Regions from separate parts of the Homo sapiens genome. Here region 2 is linked to region 1. The links are chromatin contacts, found by Hi-C or POLR2A ChIA-PET in ENCODE. All regions are on one chromosome and are shown on one strand. Each heading gives the region's core, a stretch centred on a gene start or an enhancer-like site at or near the end of the contact. The rest is flanking DNA. Distances are from core to core; before and after follow the strand shown.

The links. Hi-C counts contacts between places; a loop is a spot of excess contacts on that map. ChIA-PET counts read pairs that join two places held with the same protein, here RNA polymerase II (POLR2A). Pooled maps may share reads with other maps.
Region 2: a pooled map shows a loop between it and region 1 (2.3-fold over the local background). The contact joins the promoter of TSKU here to the promoter of LRRC32 in region 1. A Hi-C loop is called at or near these places in 1 of 50 pooled maps. POLR2A ChIA-PET finds 5 or more read pairs at or near these places in 3 of 52 experiments (activated CD4-positive, alpha-beta T cell, activated T-cell and activated naive CD4-positive, alpha-beta T cell).

What each region holds. Positions count from the first base shown.
Region 1 is chr11:76,669,337-76,672,168 of GRCh38, reverse strand. It overlaps LRRC32 (leucine rich repeat containing 32), which reads left to right and starts at 1,422. Exons shown (of 3, transcript NM_001128922.2): 1 at 1,422-1,555. RefSeq lists silencers at 1,278-1,477, 1,538-1,667.
Region 2 is chr11:76,781,969-76,784,800 of GRCh38, reverse strand. TSKU (tsukushi, small leucine rich proteoglycan) reads right to left here and starts at 1,445. Exons shown (of 2, transcript NM_015516.4): 1 at 1,397-1,445. It overlaps TSKU-AS1 (TSKU antisense RNA 1), which reads left to right and starts at 1,739. Exons shown (of 2, transcript NR_120562.1): 1 at 1,739-1,798; 2 at 1,945-2,220. RefSeq lists a silencer at 1,499-1,588 and enhancers at 1,140-1,784, 2,019-2,208.

The DNA.
Region 1 (2,832 bases), core at 173-2,672:
GAGATTCCTTACCTGCACCTCCTGCCCATCCCCTCACTGCAGCTCAGGCCTCCTCCTTAGGGAAGCCTTCCCTGATTTCCTCTTCTAAGACTAGGTCAGGCCCCTATGGCACCTGCTATCATGGCTTGTCCTCTCTGGGTTGACCCCATCTCCCCAGATCCATCTCCACAGTGGACTGAACAGGGGTAAGAAAAGGCAGTAACTGTAGAGACTTCAGGGAATCCCGCTTCTGAGCCCAGCCTTACCCTGATTTGCCACAAGGCCCTGGGTGGTCACTTTCATGCATGTAAAATGGGGCACCCTGCCCCACTCTCAGGGCTGGTGACGATCAGGGAAGAGAAACACTGTGGAAGAGGCCCCTTCTACACTTGGAACCAGGACCTGGAGGACAGCCAGGGCCCCTCTCTTCTAGGGACCCGCATACTAGAGTCCACAGGCAGCAAGGCAGGGTACCTGTGATTTGGTAGGGTCAAGGCATCTAGAAGAGAGGTGGCTTTGGGAAAGATCTGCTTCAACCTCCAATCTAAATGACAATACCGCCACCCCATATTTGCACAGTACTTTAAAAATTCGGGCAAGATAATGCCCAAACTGAATCAGACTTAGCTTTATGAACAGATTGGGCTCAAATCACTGATTCTTATTAGCTGTGTTGACTTTGGACACGCCATTTAACCTTTTCTGAGCCTCAGGTTCCCCAGCTATAAATAGGGACCTTACTAGTCTCAGACAATTGGTTTTCATGTGTACACACTGCCCCCACCCCTAGCCTCAGCTTCTCCATCCGAAAACAGGACTTTGATGGTGCCGTTTCACAGGCTGTTGAAGGGTCCCGCAGATGATGGAGGAGTACGGGTCCAGACACTAGAGCACAATCCGGAGAGGAAAAGTGACCTGCCAGGACCCACCAGAGTGGACGGCTTGGTGCGGGGAACCCCCTCCGCGGCCGCCCCAGGGCCAGCGAAGGGTCATTTCCTTCCGCATTCAGCCCCGCCGTCACCTCGCCTGTTTGCCCCCGCGTTAAGTGCGGCGGCGCCAGCAGCTGGGAAATCGGGGCCAGGCCGGATTTCCTCTGTGGACCTGCGGCTCCTAGAGCCACCGCGCCCCCCTCCGGACCCCGCGGGGCCGCGAACTGCACGTGCGGCGGCCGCTGGGATGGGCCTCGCTCCCACGGCGCTTCCTCTGCAACCCCTCTCCCTCCCGCCCTCTCATCCCCCCACACTGGGCCCCCGCCCCTTCCCGGCCGAGGTCCCAGGGTGGTGAAGATGCTTCGCCGCCCCACCCCACTCCGCCCCCGCCGGCTCCGGATAAACCGAGGCACGGGGCCAGGCGCTAGGACCCCACGGCCTCGCCAGAGGGGGGCGTGGCGGGGCGGGCCGGCGGGAGAGGTATTTAAATTGCAGCCGGAGCGCGGGGGCTCCGGTGGGGCAGCTGAGCGGCCTGCTCCTCCTCGGGCCGTGACCCCGGGGTCTGGCGCGGGGTGGGACCCGGGGGCGGGTTTGCGCAAAATGTGCCGAGACTGCCCGGGAGAGGAGCTGCGGCCGCGCTGAGCCAGGTAGGAGCCGCCGGGCAGGCGAGGCTGGCCGGCCCTCGGGGGGCGCACTGTCGCGCGCCTCTAGCGAGCGCAAGGCGGGGGCTGGTCCCAAGGGACGCCCCCCAAACACTCCCCTCCCGCCATCCCCACTGCGCGCGTGGAGCCGGGGCTGACCCTCCCTCGGTCCCTGGGAGTTCCCCAGCGCTCCTGTCTTGGCGGATCTTTCCCGCAAAGGGGTGAGGCCGGCCTTCCCATTTGACAGCTGGGAAAACAATGGCCTGAAGACCGTGACTTGCCCAGGAACACACAGCTAGGCAAGGGCAAACCGGAATTTGAATTCAGGTTTCCTGCAACGCTCCGATCCCAGCCAGGCGTGGGGCTGCCCATCCCACAGCACTAGATGGCCTGCCCATTTCTCGTAGTGGGGTAGGGGGCACCCACCGCTCTCCAAGGGGCTCTGAACCCAGCCTTCTTCATGGGTGGTAAGATGTGAGGGGCCCCCACCCCCACGCCGAGCTGCCTGAAATTCCGCCATCACAGCCACATTCCTTTGGGTTAAGGTCTAATTCCCCCGTGGGATGCACATGTCTCCAGAACGAGGCTTGCCCTTAGTGATTCACTGCTTGACAGGAACGTCCGCAGCAGCTCTCCCAGGACCCCACTCTGCCAGTAAGTCAGCTGAGGCCGAGAGGAGGGAGAGAGGACCTCAGAGGCCAGACTGTGAGCTAGTCTGCCCTGCTCCTGCGTGTGAGGGGTCGTTGGCAGGGCTTAGGGAAGGAGACCTTGATTTGGTATAGTGGGAACATTTGCTTTGGAGACAGATGAACTGGATTCTGATCGTGACCCTGCTATTTTCTCCTTGTGTGACTTTGGGTAAGTCACTTCTCTGAGCCTCCTTTTCTTCATGGGCAAAAAAAAGACAGTTCTATTGGGGGCAGTCGGCTCAGCATGTGCTGGAGAAAACACAGTATTCAGGTCATGTAGAACTGGATAAATCCCAGCTCCAAAGCCCTTATGAGCTGGGTAACTCTGGGGGTAAGTCACTTCACTTTCCGGAAACTGTTTTCTCATCCGTAAAATGGGAATTACAGTAATTTCCTCAATAGGTGATTGTGAGAATTAAATGAGATGATATAGGTCAAGTGCTTAGAAGACTAACATCCTTAAATGTAGGGGTGGGCTTATTGTGGTAGTAGTCATTGCCCCCCGTACCCCTGCTCTTTCTCTCTCACTCTCTCTCTCTCTCTCACACACACACACACACACACACACACACACACACACACACATTCTTTGGC
Region 2 (2,832 bases), core at 196-2,695, 110 kb before region 1:
CTTAGGCTCAAAAGCCCAGCAGGCTCCTGCAGCTCTGAGCACCCCCCCCCCCCCACCTCCGGTCAGCCCCAGGCACTGCAAGTCTAGACTTATCCGAAGGGCAGGGCGCACAAAGATGAAAGAAGAATCGAAGGTCTTGAGTCACCTCCTCGCCAGGCCAAGTGTGGGCTGGCGCTGCTCTCCGCCCGGCTCCAGAGGCGCGGGTTATTCCCACCGCACGCCCCGAGCCGCGAGGGAGTTCTCGCCCTGTCCGTGCCAGAGTGACCGCGACTCCGCGAAGCTGAGCAACTTGCCAGCGCCGCACAGGGGCCAGTGGCCGTCCCAGTTGAAACCTGTGTATGTGAGGCTCCCACGGCCCCCAGCCCAGCTCCGGGTCCTGTGAGCCGGCGCCTCGGGCATGCCCAGATCTGGACTGGCAGTCCCCCTCTCCCCTACCGGGTCCGAGGGTTGGCCCCCTACCCCGGGGGCGGGCTGCAAACGGAGAGTGGGTCTCAAAGCGGAGCCTGTCTCCCTACCAAACAGACGCAACTCTGGATCACACTCTTTCCAAGAAGCGCGGGGAGGGCAACGCCAGCCGCCCTGTCCCTTCCTCTCCCCAGCCCAGGGCCGGAGCCTGGGACCCACCGCTCGCCTCTTCCTCCCAGCCGGGGTCTGAGGGGGAGTCCGCACGCTCCGCCCAGCCCCTGCCCAGCCAGTCCCCAGGCGCTGCCGATCCCCCGACCACCAATCCCGTCGCAGCCCCTTGCTGTCCTGGGACCTCAGGAGGGGGAGGGGGAGGGCTGTCTGCGCCCCCGGCCGGGTAGCGGTGGGGAGGACTGGGGCTGTTGCCCGAGGAACCGGGAGAAAAGTTTGGAGCCAAGTCGTGGGCCCGAGGGGACGGCGGGGGAGCGGGGGGGTGGGGCGGCGTTGGGCTCTCGGTGCGCACACCCTCTGCGGACACCCAGCCCAGACACGTCGGCAGGCACCGACCACGTACGCGGAGACACGCGATGCGCCCACCGACGCCCACAGCCAAGCGCAGGCCCGCAAACGTGGACACGGGCGCAAAGCAGCCGCGCAAAGCCACGGACACACAAAGGCACCGACAGCGGCGCGTCCCCGACCGCAAATCCACAAAGACCCACAAACGTGAGATGCACGTGTCCGCACAAAGACCCACACGGCCCCTGGGCGTAGCCTTTGTCTCCCGCAAGACCTCTCCCCTGGGTCGGCGTTCCCCACTCCCGCCCAGCCCTAGGCGTCCGACGAAAGTTGAGGGGCCTCGGCGGGACCCAGCCCCGCCCCTGCGCCCGGCGTCCCCAGCCCGCCCTCCGAAGGGGCCGCGAGGCTAGGATCGGGGACTTGGGATCTTCAACCGCAGCGCGGACTCTCGCCCCGCCCGGGGAACTGCACTCACCTGGAAGCCTGCGCCACAGCCGCCTCGGCACGCTCACCCCGGCGGCCCGGCCGCGGGCCCTCCGGCCAGCGCTTTTCTCCGCGCGGCGCGGCCCGCCCCCCGGTCCCCGCCCGCAGCCAGGCTCCCCCCTGCCGGGCGCCGGGTGGCGGCTCGGGCCGGCCGCGGGGCGGCTCAGGGAGTGTCGCCAAAGTGCCAGCCTCTCTCGGCGCGCGCCCCGCCCGCGGAGCCTGAGCCGAGCCCGGGTTCCACTCTAGGGAGCGTCTCAAAAGTGCGCTGCTCCCGCCCCCTCTAGTTGGCCTCGCTCACAGCTTCCTGCATCCCGGATCCCTGCCCCCTCCCCCTGCGCGCCCCAGCAATCTAAGCAGATGGCCGCACTGTCGGGAACATCTGGAGGTCGCCGGAGTACGTGCCTGTGTATGTGTATGTGTGTGTATGACTGTGTGTGTGGAAAGAGAGAGGGAATTAGTTGCTAGTAAGAAAGAGATTTGGTGGGTGGGTGAGGGCTTCCTCTTTGCTTGTTCACCGCCCCTCCCCATTTTTTTTTAAAGAGTGAAAGAGGTTCAGGGACTACCGGGAGCAAGAAACCAAGAATCTGAAGCAGAGAAAGACTGGCTGAAAGACGAACCCACAGAGAAGAGAGAGCCCGGCTCGGGCAGAAAAGCTGGCAGGAGAGGAGAGAGAAAGTCAACAGATTGAGTTTTTCTTTTAGGAGGAAACCATTGGCTTCTGGTTAGAGTTCTAAGAAGGGAAACTGGCGTGTGAGTAGGCAGCAGTTTCAGTCTATTCCCCCTGCTGTAGCTCTTGGGCTCTCACCCCTCTTTATGTTAAAAAAAAAAAAAAAGGGCAGGAAAGCATCCAAGACACTTTAAAATGAGGGTTTGCAGGAGAAATGACCTGGTGGACGCATTTCCTAGGAGGGGAGAGTCAGGTGTGTGGGTGGCTCCCAGTCTACACACCCCGACAATGCCTACCTTGGGAGAGGGGCAGTTCACAGGTGGGAGAGTTGATAGAGGCTTTGGTCTTGGGCCCTGGACCTCCCAGGAGCTTCTCCTAGACTTTGGAGGGCCTCGGGGTGCAGAAATTGGGCAATGTACCTCCTGCAGTGGCCCAGACTTGTTAACACACCCAGTCTGCTTGCTGCTTCTTTCCTTATTACTTTTTCTTATTCATTAAAAAAAAAAAAAAAAAAAGGAGTTGCTTGGGCCTGTGTGTGCATGCATGCCGGTCTACTTGGGGAAGAAGGAAGACACTAGAGAGGTGGTGAGGTAGGAGTGGAGACCACTGCCCCAGGCCTCAGGCCAGCAAAATCATCTGCTGCCCAGAAAACAAACTGGTCTTGCAGGTCCTTTCTGCACTCAGAGCCATTGTGTGGTCTTGGGGATGCACTTGGGTTGACACCTGTGGACCCTGCCAGTTAGGAATGTGCAGAGAAAAGG